Linked DNA regions of Homo sapiens: region 2 is linked to region 1. Evidence: chromatin contacts called from ENCODE Hi-C or POLR2A ChIA-PET data. All regions are on one chromosome and are shown on one strand. Each heading gives the region's core, a stretch centred on a gene start or an enhancer-like site at or near the end of the contact. The rest is flanking DNA. Distances are from core to core; before and after follow the strand shown. Region 1 overlaps LHFPL2 (LHFPL tetraspan subfamily member 2). Region 2 overlaps LHFPL2 (LHFPL tetraspan subfamily member 2).

What was found. A loop is a pair of places that touch in the nucleus more often than their neighbours do. ChIA-PET counts read pairs that join two places held with the same protein, here RNA polymerase II (POLR2A). Pooled maps may share reads with other maps.
Region 2: a loop to region 1 is called in a map of endothelial cell of umbilical vein, with 5 times the contacts of the local background. The contact joins two enhancer-like sites. A Hi-C loop is called at or near these places in 3 of 168 maps with a recorded cell type or tissue (PC-3, endothelial cell of umbilical vein and mammary epithelial cell) and 5 of 50 pooled maps. POLR2A ChIA-PET finds 5 or more read pairs at or near these places in 4 of 52 experiments (A673, HepG2, MCF 10A and 1 more).

What each region holds. Positions count from the first base shown.
Region 1 is chr5:78,591,367-78,597,536 of GRCh38, forward strand. All of the region lies in intron 2 of LHFPL2 (LHFPL tetraspan subfamily member 2), which reads right to left. Among named protein-coding and RNA genes, the nearest start is that of LHFPL2, 54 kb to the right of the region's middle. RefSeq lists an enhancer at 5,660-5,954 and a silencer at 5,800-6,004. Within about 2 kb of position 3,870, at least 17 of the 41 ENCODE cell types and tissues checked have a DNase peak (open chromatin) inside an H3K27ac peak, as active enhancers do; they include PC-3, endothelial cell of umbilical vein and mammary epithelial cell, where a contact is called at or near this core.
Region 2 is chr5:78,524,528-78,530,697 of GRCh38, forward strand. All of the region lies in intron 3 of LHFPL2 (LHFPL tetraspan subfamily member 2), which reads right to left. Among named protein-coding and RNA genes, the nearest start is that of LHFPL2, 120 kb to the right of the region's middle. Within about 2 kb of position 2,669, at least 16 of the 41 ENCODE cell types and tissues checked have a DNase peak (open chromatin) inside an H3K27ac peak, as active enhancers do; they include PC-3, endothelial cell of umbilical vein and mammary epithelial cell, where a contact is called at or near this core.

The DNA.
Region 1 (6,170 bases), core at 2,620-5,119:
TTAGGACATTTTCCTCATCAAATTAATGAGTCACTAAACAAAAGGCTTACTAAAATGTTTACCTCTGAGAATAAACTATCTGGTAAGACTCTAGGAGAAAAGACGAGTCATAATTTGCCATTGCTTTTCAATGAAATCATCTGGGAAAAGCAAGGCAGAAAGTGGGGGTAGGAAGAGAGGATGACAACATAAAATTCAAAGCAAATCCCGAGGCCAACTCTGAGAAAATGTTTGTGATCCTTTGTGTCCTGTAATCCTTGACATTGTCGCGTCTACCCTCCTGCCTTTATGGAACACTTTCTTTCTGACAATTATTAAATAAGACATTCTTGTGGAACACTTAGCTTTGTTAAAACCAACTCTGGTACAAGGGAAAGGAGGGGAGGAGAAGCCAGGAGACCTTGTGCCATGGGGGCTGCAGAAACAGAAAGGAAGCTTACTAGTTGAGGCAGCAAGAGCAAACACAAGGCACATGTAGAACACGGATAGGAGAAAAATAAAGGGCAGCACATATAATCACCAGGTTTTCTTATTGTTCTTTCTGGGCACACACAACTGGCATGAACATGTGGTTGACAGGTCTGAGAACTGATTCCTAGAGACAGAGCTGGCGCAGGAGGGCTGGGAAGTGGGCACTATCTGCTCCATCTGGAGAGTGTCTGAAAGACGTGGTTCCCTTCAACTCATTTTCATTTGATGGTCTTTTCCCAGTGCTCAAGAGCACAGTCTTCAATTAACAGGCAGTACAATAGTCCTTTAACAAGCAACATGGACCTACAATGAGGGGTCAAAGAGAAGTCAAATGCGTGGCAACAGAACTCCAGCCAGGAAATTCTGGAAGACTTCAGAAGTACTCAGACACGGCAAGGCATTCTCTCCCAAACGCTCAGGAAGGACAGAGAGCACCTCTCTCAAAGGAGTGCGGGATGGATGCCTCAGATTTCAGAGGTAGCCTCTGCAGATCCACAGCAAATTCTACTGAGGGAATTCTTTCCTCTAGAAGACGCTCTAAGAGTAACAAAAAGTAAGAGCTAATTTGGGTTTGTCTCCTGTGTGGTTTCTACTTCTCAGTGCAAACTGCATAAATTCTCTGCCCAGTGCGGGAAGCAGGGTGCTTTTTCCTTCTCTCTCCACCAAAGTTTCACAATTATGTACGAGACTGGCCCTTCTTGAGCATCTTTTGCTTTCTTCACTTCCACTTTCATCTACATTAAGTTCTGCCTGATTACTCTTCAACTTAGTGAAAAATTCAGATACACACACACACACACACATTACTCTTCAACTTAGTGAAAAATTCAGATACACACACACACACACACACACACACATTACTCTTCAACTTAGTGAAAAATTCAGATACACACACACACACACACACACACACATTACTCTTCAACTTAGTGAAAAATTCAGATACACACACACACACACACAATCAGCTGAATTACTCCTGGCCATCCAGATTACTCTTTCTGAATTTTAAAAATTATTCAGAATGAGGAGTTATTGTTTCTTGGGTACAGAGTTTCAGTTTTGCAAGATAAAAGAGTTCTGGAGCTGGTGGTGATGGTTGCACAACAGTGTGAAAACATTCAATACTATGAACTGTATGCTTGAAATGTACATTTTATGTTATGTGTATTTTATCACAATTAAAAACAAAAGCCAACAGGTGCTCCCATGCCTGGTTTTGGCAACTCGCGCATAATCTCTGTCCCCGGTGTCTGGTTGGAAGCAGTCACTACACAGCAGTTCCAGGACACTACCGGGTGCTGACATTCACGGGGGGCGAAAGGAGATGCCAGCTGCTGCTCACAGTGAGTGCTTTTCCCGGGGAGCAGACACAGTATCTGCATCAGACACTCCTGATTCACTTCTCATCCCCATGGGAATCAGGAGAAAGATTTCACAGCCCTCAAGTAAGACATCTAGGTTCCTGGAATTAAGGAAAAGAAGAGCTAAAGTCAAGAGTGCAAGGTCCTGAGATCCCTGGTGACATCTTTCCACCTCTTGTTTTCGATTGAGGAAGACAGCCTGGGGACTTAAAGGCCCCAGCTGTCTCTCCCGAGCACCTCTCCCTTCACACTCCAAAAACAGTATCATTTTCATGACAAAAAGCTCTTTTAAAAAATGCTCCATAAGGTCCTCACAGACCTGGTCCCTGTCTCCAGAAGGTCATGGTTTATGATATACCATTGTGACCATGCTAGTTGAAACATATGGGTAACAGGTGAGCGTACTAAATCAATATTTGAACAAGCAATGATGTATTTATAGTACATCTGGTAGTGGTCAAGGATACACTCTTTGGGAGAAGAGGCAACCTGAGAAGTAACCAGACCAGAGACTGGAAGGACCAAGTGTGTGTGGAAGAACCTGAGAGCTCCATACACAGCCTAGAGGAGCAAGGCTGGACCAATTGTCTATGAAGGCCTCACTCACAAACCAGACGGCATGACTGTCCCCAGTCCTTCCCTACTCTGAAACCTATCCACAAGCTGACCCAGGGAACCCTGCTTGATGAGGCAAGAAGGAGGGGGGATGGAGAGGATATCTCATTCCTATTCGTCTTCAAGGTAACACACACAAAAATAGCAAACTCTTGCATACTGCTTGTTATGAACACTCTTCCAATAACTCGTAGATAGGAACTCATTTAAGCCTCACCAGCCCAGGTACTATTTTATGCACTGACAGAGAAACCAAGATAGAAAAAGGTTAAGGAGCTTGCCCAAGGTTTCAGAGCTAGTTAAGTATGGGGGCCAGACAGTTATCCTGGCTCTTAGCCTTTATGCAATCCTGCTTCTCTAAAACAATGGCTATTTCTGTAACACTAGACAAGAAGAGAGGCTTAAAGACATTCGGCCCTATGTAGCATGTTAACTCTGTTCCCCTATTTTTAGGGGGAGAGGCAGCATAGCTTTGTATAGACATCCTCCGACTCAACTTGGGCAGGATGTCAGCTAACTGTGTGGCCTTGGACACATTAATTAACTATTAGCTATTCACTGTATCTGTAATATACGCTGTCTAATGTATCTGTAAGGGTTAAATCAAGTTTCTAGCACATACATAATAGATAGAAGCTATTATTCACCCAGGTGAAAGCTCTAAAAACAAGCAGCTGACACACAGCCACCATCTAACAAATTAATCAAAATCCTGTAATAAAGTAATAGTGGCTATAAGCTTAAACTGGCACACAGCAGTCAGTTCATAGCCAGAGCCCTACAAATCATGAACAGTTCCTTCACTACACTGTTTGGGTAGGGATTCTATAATTTTTCCTAAGTGTTCCCCTGGGATAAGAACCAAGACACAAGAAAGAGAAAAGGGACAAACTTACAAGTTAGCAGAATGTTTTACTTGAAAACACAGTGCAAAAGTTGAAGGTAAAAAAACTTGACATTTTATAATAGTCTTTGTTTGATTCTAGAAAGCCAAACAGTCCCTAATTACTAAATCACATATAGAATGGACATAGCCGCCAACGACCAAAGAAAGAATATAAATTGCATGTCACATCTCAACTTCAGAGAGAAACCATCTGATGTGGCTAGCCTTCTGAGTGGGTGCTAGCACTGTGTTCTTTCCTTGCTCTTAGAATAGAGTCTGGGGACCAGCCTGGCTGGCCTAGCTATCTCTCAGGGACCAGATAGCAAACTTTGTACCCTGTGTGTTTCGAATTCACACTCAAGAATGTGAAAATAATCAGCTATGCCATCTCAACATGCACTGATGAACAGTTTTCAGGACTGCTTCAAACCAGGAACTAAGGTAAAATAACAAGTTAGACAAGCCATGTGCAGACATCCCGCCTCCAGTCAGGACGTGGGGATTCTCCTTCCTGGAGACAGACTATATTTTTACAACAGGCTTTTCTATTTTCCTTACAGATTGCTTCAACTATAACAGCACAAACCAAACATCTGAAATAATGAGTCATACTGGCTTGAATCCGAAGCACCAGGTCAAATGCAGTTTAAGCCACGTCAGTGCTTAAAGGCAACCCTCATGTGGTGAGTGGACAGATTTCTGCCACCAGAAATCTATAAGCCCTTTCCACCTAGGTGAACAATGTCTCAGTGTGGGAGGCAAGACAAGTGTTTCTAGCTGTTCAGGACCAGGCTAGGAGAATCTTCTTTCTTCCTTTCCTTTTTTTAGACAGGGTCTCACTCTGTCACCCAAGGTAAGTGCAGCAGCGTGACCACTGCTTACTGCAGCCTTGAACTCCTGGGGTCAAGCAATTCTCCCGCCTCAGCCTCCGGAACAGCTGGGACTACAGGCTTAAGCCACTACACGTGGCTAATTTTTTAAAATTTTTTTTGTAAAGGCAGGGTCTCACTATGTTGACCAGGCCTGTCTTGAACTCCTGGCCTCAAGCAATCCTCCTGCCTTTGCCTCCCAAAGTGCTGAAATTATAGGTGTGAGCCACTGCAGCACCCAGCTGTTCCTTCTTTCTTAAATTGCCTCTCTTTGGAGGGGATTCCTGATGAGGAAAAAACAAAAAAGAAACTCAAAAACTTACAGCATTTTTTCCTATAAGCATTCTGGTAAAGGGGAGTCCAAGAGAAAGGAGGTTTAAATGAACAATAATGGTATTAAGTAGCATTACAAATATTATTTGTGGATTTAAGTTAAATTTGTTCTTGATTCTATGAAATATGAAAGTCAAAACATTCTTTCATCAGTTAAAAAAAGCAGCCCTCTCTGCAGCTGTTCTAGACCGAAGATGACAAAGTTTATAATAAATTATAAGCAACCCTCATGACATCTAAATTATACATTTATTTTCCTCCTTCACAATATCATTATAATGTCTCCAATTAAAGCCCGACAAATTTTGGAAATTGAATTGAAAAGATATACAGTTACAAGAACTTCTCAAGAAAGATGCAAGGAGAAAGGGTCCTCATCCCAAAAGATTGGACTTGCAGGAAACACAAGCTCACATCATCCTACAGAAGGTAAGCAGCTGCCTAGAGGACGACCTTTCTGATAAAAGAGTAAAGCATGCAGGCATGAACGAATCAATGAACATTTGAATGAAATAGCCCTGGGATCACAAAGTTCCAAGAATATTTTTCATGAGTCTCACAGTGCCCAGTTTTCCTTTAACATAAGTCTGTCTTACCTTTTCTAAGACATACCTAATGTGATAAAGAGAAACCTAGTAAAAATGATTGACCTTCCTTGGCAATCTTTGTGACTCTTACCTATTCATTCCAACTCTGCTTAGGGATAAAAGTGTCACGTGCCTGTCTGAAATTGTCTCCTATAGCCATGTCTGAATTATCCAAAAGTCAGGACACCTCCCCGCCATGGTCCCAGAACCCAGCTAGGAACCCAGAAAAGCAATCTACCAAGGAAATGCTGCCCAAAGCCCAGCAAGCCACATTCTGATGCTGGTAGGTTGTCAGTCATAAGCAAAAATCCAGAAAATACAAATCTTCCTTTGATAATAATATTGACAGTTTCTTCTGCTCCCAAATTTTTGCCTTCTTCCCATTAAACAACAAAAATTAAGTGATCTAGGTTGCCCATGTTGCACAGTCTATACATTCATATGAAACAAAAATTTAACCTCATAAAAAGAAATTCAATTACTATTGACTAAACTGCAAAGTAATATTTAACACACCAAACAATAATTTTGTAAGCAAAGCAAATTGCTAAACCTGGTTCTCAGCCATTGTTTCCATATCACAGTCACCTGTGGGACTCAGGAAAATCACTGATGATCAGCACCACCCTAGGAGAGTAAGGTCTGGTGGGGCTGGGGTGCAGTGGAAACAGCCCACGAGCGAGGCGCCAAGAGAGCAGCAGTCTAATCCCAGCTAGACTTTGCACTTCCTGTGTGGCCTCTGGGACATCACATCTCTTCCCTGTGTTTCCTCACAGGGAGCTCTAAAATGGGGGCATTGTATGAAAAGATAATCTAAGTCTCTTCCAGTTTTTTTCAATTTTCTCCCAACCCCAGAGTTTTTTCCACTTAGGAAACTAACACAAGTTTTTCTAATTTTTTCCCAAACCTAGTGTTTTTTCCACTTAGGAAACTTAAAGGTCTCTTTGTGTGGGACAGAAGCAAGAAAAAATGAAGACAAATATACCAAAGTGTGTCTCAGAGTAGAATGATTCAACATGACGTAAGAGTTTGTGTGGGAGAG
Region 2 (6,170 bases), core at 1,419-3,918, 68 kb before region 1:
GCCCAGGAGTTCAAGATCAGCCTGGACAAAATGGTGAAACCCCACCTCCACTAAAAATACAAAAATTAGCCAGGTGTGGTGGCGGGCGCCTGTAGCCCCAGCTGCTCAGGAGGCTGAGGCACAAGAATCGCTTGAACCCAGAAGGCAGAGTTTGCAGTGAGCCAAGATTGCACCACTGCACTCCAGTCTGGGGGACAGAATGTGACCCTGTTCTCAAAAAAAAAAAAAAAAAAAAATTGTTAGACATCCTCAGAATCTCAAAAGTTAGGAATCTCATGAAATGTTTTCTCTTTGGAAACAGTTACATATTTTTCTCCCTGTTGAGTATTTTTTAAATGTTTGAAACTATGCAAACAATAAATATTTCTTGAAATAATTAAAACTTCAGAACATTGTGTGGATATTTAATACTTGGTACTCCTTGAGTATTAAAGGTAAATGTTTCTAGATATAACAGGGTTTCTCAACTTCAGTACTTCTAACACTTGGGGCTGAATAATTCTTTGTTGCAGGGGCTGGTCCTATAAATTGAAGGATGGTTAGCAGCATTCCTAGCTTCTTCCCACTATATGCCAGTAGCGCGCTCTCAGTCGTGGCCAAAAACAATGTCTTTAGACACTGCTGAATGTTCCCAGGGGACAATCCTGCTCCAGAAGGTACTGCTGTGGTTTAGACCCAGGGACTGAGATGAGCGTCAAATGCTGACTATAGGACACACTGGCAGAATAAAGCAGGGCAATCACTAATCTCCCTATGCCTCAATTTCCCCAGCTATAAAATGAGGATATCTTATAGGGTAGAGATGAAGACTAAATGAGAGAATACATGTAAAGTGCTTTGCATAAAGCACTGTAATGCACAGAGTAAGCATTCAGTAAATGGTAGCAATGATAATGGTTAAAGAAAAGTCACAGATCCATAACCTTGGAAAAATGAATTGAGCAGGTCATTCATGGGGTCATTAATAAGAACGAATGCCCACACAGCTCACATCTAAGCAGTCTGTACAGGGCACAAAGGCTAGTGTGTTAGAAACACACGGCCACTTATTAACACTCACCTTGATAAAAATCAAGTTGTTTTCATCCCTTGGAGGATAAAGTGGGGAGTAAAGAGAATAAAGAGAAAAGAGATGAAATGCGAAAACGGATACAGACTAAGGAGAAATATCCTGACACAAAGAGGAAAAGGTAAAAGTGTGCACCTTCTAAAAACTGCTTGAAGACACAAGTTAAAATAAACATGCTGCGTTTGGGAATAGGATACCACAGTGAGAGCTGGTGAGTATCTAAATAGCTGAAAATGGCCACTGCAAGGTGCAGAGGACAGTTGTGATGGAGCTAAGAAGAAAAGTAATATGGCTCAACACCAAGGAAGTAGGAAAGTGTGAGCACGGTAGATAGAGCCTCCTCTCTGGTCAAGAGCTGCCTTCCAGCTTCTTCCTATCTGAGCCTGCTGAAGAAGGCAGCAGAGCCACCCCAGCCTCCCCAAGTCCAGTGCCAGGGGCTTCAAACCTGGGTCTCTCCCACTAGCTGTTCCCCGGCCCCTCAGTAGGAAACTGAACAAAGCCCCGCTCTCTGCCTCTTCTGCTGGCCTCTGTAGCCCTGGCCCCCGCCACCACTCTACAGAGCACTCCATTTTCTTGCCTCCCCACTCCTCCCCACACTCCAAGTTTGTGTGTCACATACAGGCTGGGTGTGGACGGACTCACTGGAACACAAATACTGTGAGTCAATCAGCACTCAAATCTCCTTGGGTTTAGAAATAGTCAGTGACTTTTTCCGGTAGCTGAAGTCTGAAATAAGCTGTTAAAAACAATCATCTTGACTTTCTATCTGACTCATAGCGAATGCAACATTAAATTGAAAACACCTCCTAATTAGCCACTCAGAAATACAACCAAGTCTTTGTGAGACAAAGCCTGGCAATATTTACTGAAATACTGTCTTTGCGGTCTTCTTCTGAACCCATGTTATACTTACATCCCAGTGATATGCAGTTATCTATTCTGTCATTCAAATGCACCAGATCGTTCCTTCCTCATCAAAGTAAATTAAATAACCCAGAATAGCAGTGGGCTTGTGCCTAGTGCTTAAGGCTGCACACTTTAACATTCAACAATGTGCCCCAACCATCTGTAATCTTCTGAGCCCAAGTTGGGTCCACACAAAAACCCAGTGGAGGCGAGTGATTTTTTACCATGATATGCTATTATTATGTTATTGTCAATTGAATGCACTTCAAAAACCAAATGAAGAAGACAAGACAGACCTCCATTCTTTCCTGAAGGCTACACAGCACCCTCCATGTGACCCCAACATCCAATCAAAGACATCACCATGGCGTCGCTTTCCCGGGGAATTTTCACAAGATAAAAACATCCATAGCCCAGCTTGGAAAAGAAAACTATTTGATGCCAATGTGGAAGGACCCAATAGGTAGTTGAGGTTAGAAATTTGAATAACAGGCAACAAATACAGAGTTGACTTAAAATACCCTAAACTATTCTGAGAAACTCCAGAAGGTTGAATGTTAAATTCGCTTTGTCAGAATTAATTTGGGAAATATTTGGTCCTGCTTGAAGGAGAACTCCAGTTCCCCGGCCAGCATTTTGTCAAGTCACCATTTCCATTGCTGGCTCATGTCAGTGAGCAGTGTGAGTGACTAAGTGTTCCTCTCCTGCCTCAGCTGGGAAGATTAACATGGGGCCAAACGCCTTGGAGACAGGAAAACAAACGAACCCAGTTACTATGTTTTTAACTCAGTTCTGTCTGGAAATCAGGAAGCAAGACTCTGAAGATCAAGCTTCGGGAAAGCTCTTAATGCTGATGAGGAGTTTTTTTTTTTTTTTTTTTTTTTCCAAAAGTTCAAATGAGAAGTCACTGAGAGCCTAGAAGTAAAGAAGGCTAATAAATGACAACCGCACTTGCAGATTGCCCCCTGGGTGGTACAGTCAACAGCCACTGCTCAGAATGACTTTTAACTCAAAAGGATCAGAAATTTGGACCAGCCTCCCATCTCGTTATTTCACCAGACCCTTTTGTGTTCACGAACTTTGTATATAAAGTCCTCTGACTGGAAACAGATCTAGAAGGCCAGTTTCACTGCACTTCTAATGAAGTCAAGGGACGAAGGATTTCAGATTTTACTTCACAAAGAAAAAAAAAAGATTGTGAAATTTTCAACTTGTAATATTACAACAGTTTCTAGTCCCAGCAAAAGACAGACTAAACAACATCATTCAGCTGGGAAAATTAGCTACCCATCTTGGTCCCCACCCTACCCCAAGCTTTATTTATTCAGATACATGGCATTTACTGAACTGCCTGGATAAGAACATGAAGTCAGCAACACCTCTCGTTCTGAATCCTGAGGAGTGTAAGCGATTAAGAGTAACATCCAATGGTCATTGATCTCTACTGTTTATTTCTCGTTTCTCAGTTCTGATAACCCTCCTTGATTTTCTGAACCTGGAGCTGCCAGCTATTTTCCATCTCTGAACCACCACTATCTGTCTAAAATTGGATCTCTCTTTGGCTTAACTGTGCTCCCAGTAACATAAAACAATACTGAAATGCTTAAACCAATGCATTTCTTGTGGGCACTTAGTCACAGAACTGTACCTGCTATGGGCTTCCAAGTTCTATTGTTCTAACTCAACTCTGCTGACACACTCTCCATTTTATGCTCTAAGACTCCTTTATCGCAGGGGTCCCCAACCCCCAGGCCACAAACCAGTACCGGTCTGTGGCCTGTTAGGAACTGGGCTGCACAGCAGGAGGTGAGTGGTGGCAAGCCAGAATTACCACCTGAGCTCTGCCTCTTGTCATATCAACAGTGGCATTAGATTCTCATAGGAGCACAAACCCTATTGTGAACTGTGTGTGCAAAGGATCTAGGTTGCATGCTCCTTATGAGAATCTAATACCTGATGATCTGAGATAGTTTCATCCTGAAACCATCCCACCCCATCATACATAGAAAAATTGTCTTCCACGAAACAGGTCCCTGGTGCCAAAAAGGTTGGGGACCGTTGCTCTATTGTATTCATGTTAACTCATTACCATGTTTGTACACTGGTTATAGAATGTGTTTCTGCAGCAATAACTAACAATGATGGTGCCATTTAGAGGCCCTACCAAAGCAGCAGGCACAGTTATGTATGTGTACCCACTAAATGCACCACCCCTTAACTCCCTCACAGCTGTCAGGTAGGTGCTATTATGTTTCACAAATAGGAAACTGAGGCAATGGCCATTTAAGTGTATCAATAAATATAGAGCATTCCCTTCAACACCCAAGACAGTCACAAGCATCCACATTCAAAAGATGTTAATAAATACCAACAACCAAGATACGTCTATTTTAACCAGCCTAATGCTAACAGATAAAAACAGCTTGTTTTTTGAAAGCCAAATGTTAATTGGCAGAGCCCTGTCAAAGGCAAGTATTTTCATACTTTAAAACTTTTCCCAGGTATGGTAGCTCATGCCTGTAATCCCACCACTTTGAGAGGCTGAGACGGGAGGACTGCTTGAGGCCAGGCGTTCAACAGCCTGGGCAACATAACAAGACCACGTCTCTGAAAAAAAAAAAAAGAAAAATTTAATTAGCCAGACATGGTGGCATGCGCCTGTAGTCCCAGCTACACAGGAGGCTGAGGTGGGAGGATCACTTGAGCCCAGGGGTTCAAGGCTGCAGTGAGCGATGATTGTGCCACTACACTCCAGCCTGAGCAACAGAGTGAGGACCTATTTCTAAATAAATAATAAGAATTAAAAGTTTGCGCAGACCAACACCTGGAATCCTGTAGCAACTGCCTTCATAAGAACTGAAAAGGACTCTTACTGATGACCTCGCTTTACTGTCACAGTATTCCTGTGAAAGGTTGAAAAGCAGAGAGAAAGTATAACACTTTTCCCTGAAGCATGAAGCCACACATTGCCCCTGGAAAGCATTTTGCAGCCTAGCAGTAACAGGGGGTTGGTGCAGGATGGAGCCAGGCCACGCAGCAAGGCTGGCATGTAGCATACGGGAAGCGGAGCTTGCAGTGAGCCGAGATTGCGCCACTGCAGTCCGCAGTCCGGCCTGGGCGACAGAGCGAGACTCCGTCTCAAAAAAAAAAAAGAAAATGCTCACAGCTTTAAGAACAGAAAGCATTACATGACGAGACAGATGAAAGAATTTGTGAAACAAATCACTGAATTTTTGCAATATTAGAGAGTCTCAAGGAAGGAAATCATCTGACAGACTGAATCATAAATTTGTGCAATGCAAGAATTTATAAAAGCATCAGGGTGTGAATCATACCCACAAAATGTTTTTTAATATCTTTGCAAAAATCAGGCTCATGAATGTACCAACTCTTCCAACAGCACTTGTCTTTTTATTTCAGGTATTAACTGATTTACAACTTATTTTAAAAATTACAATAAAATCTACCTGCAAGACCAAATTTGTGGAAACTGGAAGAAGGGAGAGAAAATAAACTAGTTCCCAGAACAGAAGATTGGGCAAATGCCATTTTGCCCATGCCAAGTTAAGCCATAAGATCCATCAGGCACATTATTTTTAGTAAATTACTCAAGGACATTCCAATTCATAGCTAAACATCATCAGTAAAATTTTTTCAAAATTGCAAATAATTTTTTTAAATTTTTAATTTTTTAATTTAAAAAATGAGTTTCTCTGAAATACCAAGTGACTGTTAAAAATAATGAAAAAATTCTAACCCATGTCTCTAATAATCAAATTATACCATTAGTATTTAAAAACAGAAAATTAACCATTTTTGGTTTCACATATACATGTGGCTTTAGTCTACTGTTTCTCTAATACTTCTTGTAGAAGCATAACCACTAAGAAGGTTCACATGAAATCAGGCTGAACCATAAACAGTCATCCCAAGAGATTTGTCTACACACGGAACAGGGTGCTGGGGAGTGAGTTCTCCCTAGATATGATGTATTTATTCATTTATTCCCTTCCTCAAAGCGTCCATCATGGAGTGAGGTCATTTGCCCTGAGTTCTACAGCAACTGATAAGGCCTTGTGAGTCAGTGGTTCTTCCCAGAAGTTCCATGCTCCATGGCTGCTGACTCTGTACCTATTGGGTCAGGCCTTATTAATCACTTTTATAACATGGAACCCAAACTGATCATAAGACTCTG